2 separate regions of the Homo sapiens genome follow, and region 1 is linked to region 2. Evidence: chromatin contacts called from ENCODE Hi-C or POLR2A ChIA-PET data. All regions are on one chromosome and are shown on one strand. The core of a region is the stretch at or near the end of the contact, and the rest is flanking DNA. Distances in the headings are between cores, read along the strand shown. Region 1 has its middle 36 kb from the start of KU-MEL-3. Region 2 holds the start of KU-MEL-3 (a long non-coding RNA gene).

Region 1 (7,881 bases), core at 4,305-6,804, 37 kb after region 2:
GTTTTCAGTTTACTTTGCCCACATCCATCAGTGGAACCAGTGCCACATCCATGGCACCTGTAGCCTTATGAAATGTATTTCTTAAATAATAAGACTTGAAAATGGAAAATACTCCTTGATCTACGGGCTGCAGAATGGATGTTATGTTAGGAGGCATGAAAACATTATTCTCCTTGTACATCATCGGAGCTCTTAGGTGACCAGGTGCTTTGTCAATGAGCAGTAATATTTTGAAAGGAATTTTTTTAGCAGTGGGTCTCAACACCGGGCTTAAAATATCCAGTAAAACATGCTGTAAACAGATGAGGGGTTATCTGGGCTTTGTTGCTCTATTTATAGAGCACAGGCAGAGTAGATTTAGCATACTTCTTAAGGGCCTTAGGGTTTTCAGAATAGTAAATAAACATTTTCTTCAACTTAAGGTCACCAGCTGCATTATCCCCTAACAGGAGAGTCAGCCTGTCCTTGAAGCTTTGAAGCCAGGCATTGATTTCTCCTCTGTAGCTATAAAAGTCTTAGTTGGTGTCTTCTTCCAATACATGGCTGTTTCTTCTACATTGAAAATCTTCTATTTAATGTAGCCACCTTCATCAATTTTAGTTAAATCTGCTGGATAACTTGCTGCAGCTTCTCCATTAGCACTTGCTGCTTCACCTTGCCCTTTAAATTACAAATACGGCTTCTTTCCTTAGACCTCATGAACCAACCTCTGTTGCTTCAAACTTTTCTTCTGCAGCTTCCTCACCTCTCTTGGTCCTCAGAGAATTGAAGAGAGTTAGGGCCTTGCCCTGGATTAGGCTTTGGCACAGAGAAATGTGGTGACAGGTTTGATTTTCTATCCAGACCACTAGAACTTTCTCCATATCAGCAATAAGGCTGTTCTGCTTTCTTATCATCTGTGTGTTCACTAGAGTAGCACTTTTAATTTCCTTCAAGAACTTTTTCTTTGCATTCACAAGTTGGCTAACTCTCGGGCACAAGAGCCTAGCTTTCAGCTATCTCAGCTTAATCATTTCTACCTTTTGATTTAAAATAAGAGACATGAAACTCTTCCTTTCACTTGAACACTTAGAGGCCACTGTAGGGTTATTAATTGGCCTAATTTCAACATCATTGTATCTCAGGGAATAGGAAGGCCCAAGAAAAGGGACAGTGGTGGGAGAACAGCAGGCTGGTGGAGGGGTCAGAACACACACAGCATTTGTGAATTACATTCATCATCTTCTATGGGCATAGTTCGTGGCCCCCCAAAACAATTACAATGGTAACATTACAGATCACCAGAACAGATATTATAATGATGGAAAAGTTTGAAATGTTGTGAGAATTGCCAAACTATGACACAGAGACGCAAAGTGAGCAAAGGCTGCTGGAAAAATCATGCTGATAGACTTGCCCCACACAGGGTTGCCACAAAACTTCAATCTGTAAGAAACGTACTATCTGCAAAGTGCAATAAAGCAAAGCACAATGCAACCAGGTTTGGTTGTGAACTCTTTAGCCCCTTCTCAGATGTCCAAGAGAAAAACAATAAATAATAATCCTTTTGTAGTTCATAAGCTGATGGTTGGGTTTTCACGCTCATGTGTGAGATGTGTTCCTTCATATCTGTCAACACACTACCGGGCTGTTGTGACAACAAATGAGTAAACAGGAGGCACAGGCCCATTGTATTGCATGTCTGGAAACAATTCTCTTCTTATAACACAGCTAGGGTTCATGTGTATCATTTCACAATCTCATTCAATAGTAGGTAGTGATTTCCAACAACAGAAAGTGCACATTTCCAAGCCACACAGTCAAGGACCTCCACAACCTGAGTTTCGAAACTTGGGGAGAATTGTGTTAAGTGAACAAAAAGGTTAGACATTTTAGGTGGAAAAAATCATACTGGCAAAGGTGTGGTGGTAAGCAGGAAAGGAAAATTCCACAGATGCATGGCCACCATGGCTGGAGAAGAGGGTTCCTACAGCATACAAAGATGTGGCTTTCCCATAGACTAGGTGCCATCTCTAGGGAATCACTCCCTCCTCTCCCCAACCCATGTGGTCATGCCTGCTTCTCAATTCCTGACAACTTGGGTTTCTACCACCTGTTAGCACTGCTAACTTACACTGCTTTGTATTGCTAATGATTTTTTCCTACGTGGTGTATCATCCCAGTTCAGTGGTAAATTTCCAAAAGACAGTGATACCATCTAGTGTGAAAGTTTACCCGGATCCTGGCTAACACAGTGAAACCCTGTCTCTACTAAAAATACAAAAATTAGCTGAGCGTGGTGGCATGCGCCTGTAATCCCAGCTACTTGGGAGGCTGAGGCAGGAGAATCGCTTGAACCCAGGAGGCGGAGGTTGCAGTGAGCCAAGATCATGCCACTGCACTCCAGCCTGGGCTACAGAGTAAGACTCCATCTCAAAAAAAAAAAAGAAAAAGAAAGTTAACCTGGAGCAGGGACTTGAAAAGTATAAACAACCGATTCCTTCAGAAAACAGAGAGAGGGGCACTCGAATTATTAATAAACAGTTGGATTAAGATCAACCTCTGGAATGAAAATGGCTGATTAACTTAGTTGTAAGTCACTTATGCTGATTAGCAGCAGATGAAACCTGCTATATTGATAGAGGTTTGTCAACATTACACAAAATTTAATTTAAAAACCATTCCATCAGTAGGATAATTTTAATAATCTGATGGTACTGAAGCCTTTGTCACACTAAATGATTTTTTTAAAGTTCTTTTTCTTATGTAGAAGATAGGATCAAGCAAACACCTGCAGCTGGTCACATGTGCATTACTATGTGACTCTACAGTGCCCCACTGAAGCCAATGTCACTTCCTCCAGGCCCCAGTCAGTCATCCTCCCACATTCCACAGTGCCTTTGTCCAGACCTGCTATGCTGTAATCTTGCAATAACCTTTGGAGTTGCCTCTTTTTATTCAATGAAGTCTGCTGTCAAGCAAGGAAAGCTGGTTGTAAATGCAGCATTCAGGGATGCAGGCCAAGTTCATCGCACTGAAGTCCTATCATTGTTAACAAAAACAAAATAATTGCTGCATGTTGACATACCGCAAGCAAGGGAAGTAACTAAACTGACATCAGTGGAATGGGGTGGGAGGGCCATGAGATGAGACAATCTCTACATTGCATTAACAACCTCTGTGTCTGCATTTATTCCAGCACCTTCCTTTGAACTCATTATGGTCCTCTCCAGACAACCCTCTCATTATCTCAAGGTTGAACTACTTCTCCTGGAACAGTGTCTCTTCACAATTATGATGGCTCCAGACATTTGAGAGGGAGCCAGTTTCCCTTTAGAATACATTAGTGTCTTTCAAAAGTAAATAAATGTTTACTTTGTCAAGCAATTAATTAAAAACAGCAAAGTAGGTGAAAGAATGACAGAAAGAAAGAATAAGGAGGTGTTTTAAGGAAAATCCTGTTGGAAACTTTAGGTGGAGAATGACACCCATTCTTTCATTCATTTGGTTTTATGCTGAAAGCAGACAAGGTATTTTACAATAAATGATATATGAATTCTAAAAATATTAAGGGAAGGGAAGCAAAACAGCAAGAGACAAGAGACAAGAAAAGAGACAAGACATGAAAAGGGTGCAAAAATTCTGTCAGAAAACCTAGGTAAAAGGAGCACAAATCTTAGCTCTGTGATCCCAATCAGGGACTACAGGGGGAGCTGACCAAGAGCCACAGGAGGGGTTCCTAGCCCTGGCTGTGCCTCGGACTCAAAGGGAGGGGGCATCTTCAAAGTCTGGTCATCTCACCCTACTCAAACGCACTGAATCAGAATCTCTAGGCCTTAGACCAAGACATCCGTCTAATGAAAGGAAGCACAAAAAACCATCAAGAGAAACAACCTTTAACTCCCAAAGGAATTTATGACATATGGTTTTCTTTTAAAGCCACTAGACAAGGAAATGGACCGCAGTCAATAACAGATAAAGAACACCTTCAGAGATGTTTGTCACAGGGCTGTTTCTCACACCAACCCTCAATAAAGGCTGAGGACATAAAGGGTACCTTAAGCCTTGGAAAGAACTTTCTCCTCTGCAGCCAGCCTTGTGCTCATCTCATCAGAGCAAGCATAAGGACTAGACTAGGGGATGTTGGATGGCACGTGCTTTGGGCTTCTTCGCCTAGGCTTGTGGTGAGACCCAAATGAGTAAGGTCATGCACATAGCAGGTATCCAGTAAACATTAGTTGATTATTGTTATCATCATTACTTTTTTTTTTTTTTTTGAGACAGAGTCTCACTTTGTCACCCAGGCTGGAGTGCAGTGGCACAATCTCGGCTTACTGCAACCTCCACCTCCTGGGTTCAAGCAATTCTCTTGCCTCAGTCTCCCGAGTAGCTGGGACTACAGGCGCACACCACCACACCCAACTAATTTTTGTATCTTTAGTAGAGACGGGGTTTCACTGTGTTGGCCAGGCTGGTCTCTAACTCCTGACCTCGTGATCTGCCCACCTCAGCCTCCCAAAGTGCTGGGATTACAGGCGTCAGCCACCACGTCCGGCCAAAGCAACCTCGAATGGGGCCAGATACCCAACACATGCACGAGTTTTGCTCTGACCTTGGCCTGGAACACTTTGGAACAGCCTTTGTCTCCCACCCACATTTCTGATGACCCATCAGAAAGCTCAGCTAATTCCTCAGAATCTGTCATCAATAATCTCATAAGGTTCCCTTTCTTCGGAACATGGCCTATGACATCCTTTTTAAATGTTCTCAATTCCTGTGAAAGGCGGTTCTTGGCCCTATAATCCCAGCACATTGGGAGGCCTAGACAGGTGGATCACCTGAGGTCAGGAGTTCAAGACCAGCCTGGCCAACATGACAAAACCCCATCTCTACTAAAAATACAAAATACAAAAATTAGCTGGGCATGATGGCGGGTGCCTGTAATCCCAGATACTTGGGAGGCTGAGGTGGGAGAATCACTTGAACCCAGGAGGCAGAGGTTACAGTGAGCCGAGATCACGCCACTGCACTCCAGCCTGGGCAACAGAGTCAGAGTCCATCTCAAAGAAGAAAAACAAACAAACAACAACAACAAAATTGGGGAGGTTCTTCCCGGGAGTCATCTCTTTTCAAGTTTGTTATTCAAGAGAGTGTAAAGGTTGAGAGTTAAAACCATACAGATGTCATAAACTGCTGCCCAGACAGTAAGTGACAGTAAGCTCACACTTGCCACCAGGGCGGTAGCCAGCTTCTGATCACTCGTGAAATAAAAGCCAAAGGGCATCCCACGGGCAGGTTTCATTTGCTGAGGGTGTGAGGAATTGGCTCTATGGCTTTTATATAGACTCACAGGTACCAGTCAGTAGCAGAGGGCGCCTGTAGCCAGGACCAACACTTCAAAGTGTCCTCCTTGGTAGAGGCAGTGCCATTCTGGAGAATGAGGACATCTTTAGGACCTTAGGTGAGGTCTGAAAGCCCTGGACACTGCGGGACGCTAGGCAGCCAGGCACCCTTGGAACCGAAGCCGCCTGGGGAGGCAGGAAGCCGCAGCTCGTGCTGCTGTTGACGCCAAAGCCGCCTGTCCCCACCCCCTCTCGCTCCCGGGAGAACCGGGCAGAGGGAAAACCTGGAGAGATGGAGCTGGAGTTGAGGAAGGGAGCTTTGGCTAGACCCCGGATGGGCAGGAAGGGGAGAGAGAGAGAGACTAAAATTGAGTGCAGCATTGGTTTTAGAAATAACTTTAGGAATAACTGAAAACGCAAAGCTTGAATGTCATCTTGGGGTGTGAGATAGCAGCCACAGTCCCTTTTTAACTCTGCTTATAAATATGTTTAACTAAAATGGCTTTGACTACAGTAATGCCCACAGCCGGTCACAGGTCATAGCTGGAAAGACCAGCAGTGAAATCTCTTCTTTAAAGCCAACACATTTTCTCTGTTCCTAAAATGTTTTGCCTACCAAGCCCAGGGAGCCCCACAGAACACACCTCCTACGTGGAAACCAGATGCAAATTCTATGGTACAAGTGGTTCATCGGTACCTTTGGAAATCCTAGAACTAGAGACCTGTCAGCGGGATGTCAATCCTCAGGGAGATCTCAGAGCATTTCACTAGAAGCCGGTGTGGGGCAAGTCATGTCAAACATTTCTGATAAGGCTGTGATTTCTGTAAGGCTTGTTTTTTACATAAACATTTTTAAATCATATTTTTTCAGATAATAAAAGCAGTATATGCTTTCTATTTTTTAAAAAAGCACTAAAAACAATAAATAAATTAGATCAATGCACCCCTACCATGATCCCAATCCTTAGAGATAACCACTGTCAACTGTTTGATATGTACTTATCCACATTTTTCTCTGCATATATGCTATCTTACAAAAGCAGGATTTATATCTATGTACTCAGATTCTTAGTGACTCACATTACTAGGAAGGTGATCTTCAAAAGTAAATTAATTTTTAAAGTAATTTCAGTTTAACTTTGATGTTCACATATGAACGTGTCACTTTTTTAACTGAGCATTTCACTAGGAGAACTCAATATCATCATTTGATAGTGAGGCAGTATTGCGGTTCTCATACAAAAGATAGCAGGCAGTAATTATCAAATAATCTTAGTTATTTGTATAGTTAACAAAAATGATCTAATATTAAGCAATTATTGAGTCCATACTAACTTCTAGGTACTGTCATAAGCATTTTACTTACGTTAACTCTGAAGAACAACCTTATGAGAAAGGTAGTAATATCCTTTTTCAGGTGGAGAAAAAGAGGCTCAGATAAATTAAATAATGTTCCCAAGGTCACACAGCAAGTAATTGCTGCACAGATATTGAAATGTATTCAAAGCAACATCAATATATGTTCTATCCTGCTACCAACTGTTCAAGTCATCAGGTTATAGTTATGAAAACAAGCAGATAAATAAATCAACATGTTTAAAATTGTTTTGTGATTCAACTATGTATATTATGGAGTTCTTAGTGACAGTGATGAGTTTGTAGTCCATCCCCAGGTACTTACCACCAGTGTGACCCTCAGCAGATCTTTTAGCTGAAACACAGCTACAAACTGAAGATGCTGTCTATAATAACACTGGGCTCACGGAGCTAAAGTGAGGTTTAAAGAAGGCAATGTATATGAAATCTCCTTGAAAACTGTAAAGAACTATCTAATATGATGTTAAGGACATATTTATGTGGCAATTCCTCATTCAATTACAACAGGCTTTATAACTTCACATTTATAATAATTCCATCAGAATACAACAAATGCAGAATTTTTTTAACTAACTGAAAATAAAAGGCGGCTTTCCACACTACTCAAAGTCACGGCATATTCCCCGAGATCATGTCTGTAACCTCTCCCAGGCTCGGAAAACCTTGTTTTCCAGCCATACTTTTTCCCATTCTGATACTGAAGTGTTAGATTAATTTTTATTTTATCAACATAATAACACTCATATATTTTGTCAAATACTCAATACAAAAAAAAAAAGTTTCTGACCTAACTCCCCAATTTTCTTGCTGAATACTACCATTTTCCTTTCCTTCCTCTCTTTCTTCCAGTATTTACGTTCACATTTCAAAATGATACGTTTATTCTGCAACTTGTTGATTAATCTATTTTAGTGTATTATTGACTTCCTATTAGAAAGATAAGGATATTGTTTTCATAAACTACTTCTCCTCCTCCATTTTCCTCATACTCCAAAATGGGGTTACATCATAATCATGAGTCATGTGTTCCTGAGTCGGTATTAACATTGTTATGGTTATCTAATATTGTTTACCACTGAGACAAAGGGTAAACTATCACTACTATTTCCTCTCCTGTAAAAAGAAACCAAAAATGGCAAACAATAGAGATAACCAATGAAACCAAAGGCTGGCTCTTTGAGAA
Region 2 (7,800 bases), core at 2,773-5,272:
CTGATTTCCGTTTTTAAGCCACTCAGTGCCTCTTTGGAGCCAACTCACACAGGCTCTAAAGAGAAGAGTATCAAACACCCAGAAATTTTGCAAGCCAGTTGTTAAGCTATTGGCAATTTGAAATTGGCCACAGTGGGAGTATTTTTTACACCACAGATATTGGCAAATGTTACAAATCAGGGTTGCTGAAGGATTTTGGTCCATAGAGCTGACTTTCCACTGCACCAAGTCATTCTCCATTGACTTTGCTTTCCTCCAGCATGGTCTGACACGTTCCTGCCGGGATTGTGGGCAGCTGCCCCTTGCTGTCTTTCTAACATTAGCCCATGCATCTGTAATCTTTCTGTGGGAACCACTGTTCTTCTGCCCTGCCCTTTTGTAAACTCTCCCCACTTGGAACGCAAAGTGAAAATGAAGCCCTCGCTGCCAGAAACAGGGACACAGAGAAACACCTTGGAAACACTGCTCCTCCCAGTCGGCAGCACCAAAGGCTTCACAGCTCCATGTAATTTCACGCTCAACATCAAGTGATTCACAATAGCACCTTGTAACCAGAAAAGGCACAAAGCGCCATCCTCATTGCTCTGCTGTCTGCAGGAAGCAGGAGGCTCTATCTTCCAGCATTGGTGGCCGCGGCCCTTGTGCCAGGCTGCCTGCACTTGGAGCTCATCCATCCCTGGTAGGAGCACCCGGACTCCACTCCAGATGGTGGGAAGCCTGGCCAGTGGAGCGAGTTACCAGCTTCCGCCGAGTGGTGAGAACGAATGACTCTAATGTGTGTTTCCTTGGCGGCTTGACTTGCTGCTCCTTCATTCTTGACATTCGGCCAAGATCCCTCCTGATTTTCTAATGATCCCCCTGTAACAGCCTTGGAAATCTCCCACTCACCAGAACTCATGCAAACGTATGCCAGATGAACAGAAAAAGAATATGATCTAATTGTTTTTTCAGGCAAAATGTGCAGTAACCAAGAGCAGGTTAGACCTGTTGAAAATTCTTATAGGCTGGTCATTTGTGAGTCATACTTACATGACCCTGAATTGCCTTGCTTGGGGTTAATTGCATGGTTTGGCCAGCTGCCTCTATAATTGGCTCGATTTGGTTACAGAAGCCACTAAAACAATGATCTGAGGTCACTGGCTGTTTCAGACCAAGGGGCAGCAAAATTGAAAGCAAAGCGACCAGCCAAATTAACCAATAAAAAGACCAATTTGACGCTACACGGGAAATATAACCTTATATAAATCTGGGGAGAGCAATTAGTTTGAAACATTTGCAATTGTTGATATTTGACTGTTTTAATCTTTTAAAAACGGCAATTTTAAACAGCTCAGCCAAATAGTCCCCTTGGTTCTCAAGCAATCACTACTCTAACATTTCAGAATTGTCTGGGCTGGGGCTGGGGAGAAGTCAGCAGGAGAAAGAAACACATCTCTCACCATGCTTCCTGTGGTTCTGACACCTTCTTCTCAAGTACAGTTTAGTGGAAAGAGCCCTGGTTTAAGACTCAGGAGACCTAATTTTAGCCCCAATTGACTTCCTATAGGGCCTTCGACAAGCCATTTCTCCTTTAAGTCTCGTTCTGTTCAACTGAAACAATATCATAAACATTCTCGTGATGCCGAAATGAACTGACGGATGGGAACATGCTTTTTTAAAGTGAAAATTATTACACAGATAATTCATAAAGGCTACACACATTATAGTTATCAACTCCTATTGATATGTGAGTGTGTATACTCCCGCAGGAGAGAATAAACTTTGAATGCAACCATAACTTATTACCCCTTTGTTCCAGTGTCACTTCTGATAGCAAACAATGCCAAAACAGTAACAAATTGCCATTGTATTTTCCATTAGTCATCAGAGTATAAAAGATTTGATAAATAGCGAGAAAACACATTGGCTCTTTCGGGTGGGAAATCCGTGTTATTGACAGTAGCAAATTACATGTCTTTGAAAAAGATGGTGTCACGGTTCTTAGAGATTATTTGCATTGCTACTGAGACATAAGAAAACCTCAAGGAGCTTTTAAAGGCCGTGTCTGTGAGATGAATGGTCTGGTGTCCTCACCCAGCCCCCCTTGTTCCAGCATTCGTGTGACACTGCCGGGCAGCTGCCTTGGCATGAGCCTTCTCTGTCCAAGAACAGACTGCCAGGCCTGAACACGGAGAGGAGGAACAGCCTCTGGGGTATTCCCTGACTTTGGGGAGGCACGATGACCAGGCTGGGGCCTGTGCTTTGGGGGAAAGCACACAAGGAGATCGAGGGTGTTTTTTCTGTGTCCTCTGCTCCTGTCCTTGCCATTGCCTCTGCGCAGCTGCCTCCTGTTCTTTCACTCCGGTGACAGCCCGGGCAGATGCCTCCCTCCAGAGCCGCTGCCAGCCCTACTCCATGGACAGCTGTCGCCACGGCCCCAGGAGAGCAGCGTGACCACCGGCACCAGCCATGAGGAGGGCACATCTGCAGAGAATCCCCTACCCCTGGCTGCGGGCCTGAGGGCTCAGCGCCCTACTGTACAGGACGTTCCCAGCTGGCGCCACTTAACACGAGCCTCTTCTTCACTTGGTTTTTCACCTCTGAGATGTTCCGCTCTGCTGCAAGCAATAGGGTGTTTCACAGATCCATACTTGTCTTTACAATTTCCAGGCTTAGGAAATATTTTTAAATTTTATTGATGACCTTTCCAAAGTTTAAATGAGTTAGCCCTTGGATGTTAAGAGGAAATAGTATTTTAAAGACAAAGTAAAAGAATGCCAAATCTATGAGGACATTATGCTAAGTGAAATAAGCCAGTCACAAAATGACAAGTATTGCTGATTCCACCTATATAAGGTCCTAGATTAGTCAAACTCGTAGAGACTGAGAGTAGAAAGGGGATGCCAGGGACTGCAGAGTGGGGCTAGGGAAGTGGGGAGTTAGGATTTAACGTGTACAGAGTTCCAGTTCGGGAGGATGGAAAGACTTCCGGAGGTTAGGCACAGGGGCTCATGCCTATAATCTCCACACTTTCAGAGACCAAGGAAGGAGAACTGCTTGAGGCCAGGAGTTTGAAACCAGACTGGGCAACATAGTGAGATCCCATCTCTACAAAAAATTTAAAAAATTAAACAGTGTGGGGACGTGAGCCTGTAGCCCCAGCTACTCAGGAGGCTGAGGTGAGAGGATTGTTTGAACCCAGGAGGTTGAGGCCACAGTGAGCTGTAATCACACCACTCCACTCCAGTCTGGGTAACAGAGCGACACCCTATCTCAAATAAATAAATAAATCTTTTTAAAAATAAAAGAATTGGATATGATGTTAAATTTTATGTTATGTGTATATTGCCACAATTTAAAATTTTTTAAAGAATACCAAATCAAGAAGTGCTAAAGTTCATGGAATTACCTATATCAGAGGTGGTGGGAGTCAGGAGTATGGAAAAGAACCCTTCAAATGAAAAGGTTCATGATTATCGAAAACAGCTTGTCCTGTTTTTACCAACTGGAAACTTTCTCTAGGAAAGCAGCTATTCCTAATGGCATTTCTAAAATTATGCAAACACAAAACCAAAAAGAAGGCAGGCACCCAGTAAAGTTATCTAAGACTTTGGTGGGAAAATAAATAAATAAACCTGCCGCCTCACGGTTGTTTCTCCTCACCTACAAGGCTTTGATTTCTGAGATGGGGCCTGAAGCAGGAATTCCTCACACAATGGATGCTCAATTTGTCACAGGATGTGCCTCTCCACTCTCATACCAGATAAAAGGTTAGCCTGGTTTTTCATCTAGCTGTGTCTCCCTCAGAATCAAAACTATCGTCCTCCTCAGTGCTGGATCGAGTCCTTTCATCTTTAATTTGACCAAAATGGAAACCAGGATCATGAGAATTCCTCGGGGCTGGTGTTGAAAGGAATTTCCCCTGCTCTTGCCAGAGTCTCGAGGGGTGGCCTCCTTCCACGGGTGAGTAACCACAAGTCCATGTGACCGAACAAACAGCATATTCTTTTGTTCAAAAGAGAAAAACAACATTGAAGGAAATCAGCTGAAGAAAATTGAGATGAAAGCCAGTCCACGCCTCAGCATCCTGAGGAAATGTTCTTCCTTGATGCTCTGAGCTCTCTAAGAAGTTACCACAAAACCAAACCCATCAGAAGTTTGCAGGACGTCCTTGTTTAGAGCTGGGAAATAAACCACGAAACAGCGCAAAGGAGAGTCCAGGCCTGCCAATGCTTCCGCGAACTCCTCGCCCCGACCTCATCCTTCTCCAGCTCCTACCTGCAGGCCTCAGGTGAGCTCCGGAGTCTAGTCATTCCTGTTGGGAGGCAAGTGTGTGACTGGTGTGCAAGTCAGGTCAGGAGGCTGCCTTGGTGTCCAGCAAGTCTTGTTTGCGGAGGCAGGGACTGCTGGGTTGGGGCACTTCCCGACCCTGTTTCTGCTCTTCTCCCCTCTGCAGGCCTCCTGACCTCCAGGCTCCTTACCCTCCCGCTGGCCTCTGCTCTACACTCATCTTTGTGCCCTGCTTCCAATCATGCCAGGCCTCGGGGTCCCTGTCTCTAACTTCACCATGAGACTCAGGTGCTTCTCTACACTCCACCCTCTCCAACACTGTTTGGAATCTCAGGCTTGGTCCCAATCCTATGGGCTAACTTTGAAAAGACCGCTGTTCATAAGGAGAGAGAAAGGAGGAAGAGATGAGAAAGGAAGACAGAGAAAGAAACTCTATGATCACGGTTTTTCCAAAATTCATGGTTAAATTAGAACTTACTATGTGCAAATATAGAAGCACGGGTCCACAGAGTTCCAGAGAATGAATGCTGACGACTAAGCACCAGCCTCCACTCCCTGCCCCATAGTGAGTATCCCTCCTCTGTGTGCTCATGCTGTGAATCCCCCCCATTCTACCACTTCTCCCCTCATCACTGGCTTGCTGTAGGATCAGAAGTTCCTTAAGAACAAGAACCTTCTCCCAGTGTATCCCCAGCACCTAATACAGAAGGTAATAAGGAGGAGGCATCTGCTAAACGCTTGTTGAAGGAGTGAAATTGAGAGACCAGGAAGGGCCTGCAGGCATTGTGGTGAGCCTGCCTGTTGTCCACGTGGCTGCAGCAAGCAAACATGGGTTTTCCTTGGAAGGACTGTGGGCCATCAACCCATTAATTGCCGAGTTGCTTCTATCAGGGCAAGGCTGTGGAATCCTGTTATCCTAGACAATGAGGTACAGGGTGCAAGCAGATCTGTGTGCTGCTGTCTTCCGGTAAACGGACCAAGTTCTCACTTCCCATCCTCCTCCCCAGTCTCACCCACCCGTGCTCCCAAGAGAGCAATTCATCATGTCAGTGTCTGGTGTTTTCTTGAAGGCCTGTGCTAAATAAAGTGGATTGTTTATAAAGTGGGATTATTCTCCAAGCACAGAAGCAGATTCCTGGGCAAGTTGTTGCGCTGAGTGTAATTAATGAAATGCTTTTTGGACCAAATTGTCCAATGGAATGAGATCACCCACTGCCAGACTGGGTCATTCAGACCCAAAATAGATGGTCTGTATTCAATCCTAGATTTAAAACACACACACACACACACACACACACACACACACGTTGCTTAACGTCCTTCGCATCAGGAAACTACCAGAATACAGCAGACTGCGATTGTTAGAAGTGTAGAGTCAAGGTACCATTTCTAATTTTCTCTTTTTTTCTATAGTCAACACTTATTCAGTGAGCCGAGATCATGCCACTGCACTCAAGCCTGGGGGACAGAGCGAGACTCCGTCTCAAAAAAAAAAAAAAAAAAAAAAAACAAAAAAACAAGAAAATTTTCTATGCATCCAGGTTAACATCTTTGAAGCAGCATTTTCTGTCATCCACTGGAGCACTCATTTAGACAGGACTGCATAACTGCAAAGCACCCTGGGGCCTGGAGCAATGGTGAGCATGAGGCATTGTAACTTAGATGTTGCTTCAGTGAGAAAATGCTTCTCCTTCCTTCCAGAAGGAACCAACAGAAAATGAGAGGAGAAAGAAAAGGGCTGAGAAAAGTAGCTTTGACCACTTAGCAACAGTATTTCAGAATCATTACTCTAGAGAAAACAAGGAGAACTCAAAACTTTCATAGATTATGTCCCACGCAAAGAGTTTGCAGTGACCTTCAGAAACATTTTCAGTGACTTGGAGACCTTCCTGCAATGCTGTGCATAAATCTGTCAGCATTGCAATCCATGCAGCCTTATCATCTGAATTCAAATCCTCCCTGGACATTCTGCAGACTCACCACTTAAATTAGACAACCAGCTAGAAAACACTGTTGCAACACGAAATCCATTCCAAAACTCCACAAAGTGTTGCTCATGGGGGAGATCCATCTGTGAGTCAAAAAGAGATGAGCTCAAAGGATTTGGGGGTTGCCTCTGTCTTCCCAGAATGTAGCCGTTGCCTGGCAGACAGCATTACAACAAGGGCTGTGCCTGCACTTGGGCCAAAGAGCTGTCGCTCCTGCTTTGAAATCTTGGCATGACCTGGAGGTTTCCCTCACTTTCTCCCTCCATAACCCAAACCATGGCCAAAACCCACTTTCTCGTTTTTCACATGGCTGCTCCTACAATGTTGCTGCTGGGAACCCAGTGGAGTACCTGCCCATTGTTCTCCCAGCCCTGGCCTGTCTATGTGGCCTCCTCCCACAAAGAGGTGGCTTTTTATCTTCAGTCCAGAGCAAAAGGCTCAGACAGTTACCACGGAAAGAAATGTCACCATAATGAGCAGGCCCTCCTTTTATCACAGGGTGCTGGGTACTCGACCTGACCTCAGCTGGGCTAGAGAGCCCATGAAGCTCAGGCGGGAGCACTAAACCACCACCCACCTGCATGACCCACCTGCAACTCCTCAGCTGTATCCCTCTTCTGCCCAAGCATCCCATCCTGCTCCTTCCCAGCCAGCATCCTTAGTGACCATGAAGCACAGCCTGGCAAGCTCTTGCCCACAAAGAGTGTAGACAGTTGTTTGCTTCCTCCCCAGAAGGGCAAACCGTAATCACCATGGCATGAGAGAACCCAACCCAGAGAACCCACATTCACATGTGCCTCTGCCCTCATGTGACCTTAAACAGCTAAATGCACATTTCTGATCTCCAATGACATCATGGTCACACAACAGAAGCCCCTTAAAGGCACCCAACACAATACCTCATTCATCAGGGTCATGCCAGTCACCTGCTAGTTGGCTCTCAGCTCCATCTGGGCCCTTCGTCTCATTTTCCCTTCTTGGTTTCCTTGACAAATGGCTTTCCAGAAATTTGTGCGAGCAAAAGGTGCTGGAAATAAGGACCTGCGAGGGTATTTCTTCCTCTTACCTCTAGCACCATCTCGGACAGTAGCTCCATCTCCCATCAGACAGTGCCCTCCTCCACGGTTCTAGCTCCCACTCAGCAGCCCTGGTTTGGTTTCTGTTTCCACCTGGTGCCCCAGCTTCTGGTCTCTGGCTAATCCCACCTCTGAGGCCACAGCTGGTGGAGGCTTCCTGCCTTATTCGTCTCTCACCTGCCTCACCATCTGCTGTGTGCCTTCTCAGCTCCTCCTGGGCAACCAACTCCCTGCATTAATTTCTCTCTGTTGAAACCACTTTGAGGAACTTGTTTCCTGATTGTACCATGAAAGATGAAGTGCCCCTCTCCTTTCTTTCTCATCTATGAATCCAGTTCATTAGGCATCCCCAACTCCTGAGAGCATTTTGTACTTGAAGCCCTTCCCACATATCAAACTCCCCTCTCCCTATAACAGAAGACCACCCCTATACAGCTAAATGACTCCCCACTAGACCCCTCTCTGCC

The links. Hi-C counts contacts between places; a loop is a spot of excess contacts on that map. ChIA-PET counts read pairs that join two places held with the same protein, here RNA polymerase II (POLR2A). Pooled maps may share reads with other maps.
Region 1: a loop to region 2 is called in a map of posterior cingulate gyrus, with 2.8 times the contacts of the local background. The contact joins the enhancer-like site here to the promoter of KU-MEL-3 in region 2. A Hi-C loop is called at or near these places in 5 of 168 maps with a recorded cell type or tissue (PC-9, dorsolateral prefrontal cortex, endothelial cell of umbilical vein and 2 more), 1 of 37 single-sample maps with no recorded cell type and 4 of 50 pooled maps. POLR2A ChIA-PET finds 5 or more read pairs at or near these places in 2 of 52 experiments (AG04450 and MCF 10A).

The regions. Positions count from the first base shown.
Region 1 is chr6:4,642,222-4,650,102 of GRCh38, forward strand. It overlaps the pseudogene LOC124901549. Among named protein-coding and RNA genes, the nearest start is that of KU-MEL-3, 36 kb to the left of the region's middle. RefSeq lists an enhancer at 5,434-5,728 and a silencer at 5,434-5,728. Within about 2 kb of position 5,555, at least 11 of the 41 ENCODE cell types and tissues checked have a DNase peak (open chromatin) inside an H3K27ac peak, as active enhancers do; they include dorsolateral prefrontal cortex, where a contact is called at or near this core.
Region 2 is chr6:4,606,543-4,614,342 of GRCh38, forward strand. KU-MEL-3 (a long non-coding RNA gene) reads left to right here and starts at 4,023. Exons shown (of 2, transcript NR_122107.1): 1 at 4,023-4,270; 2 at 4,436-5,377.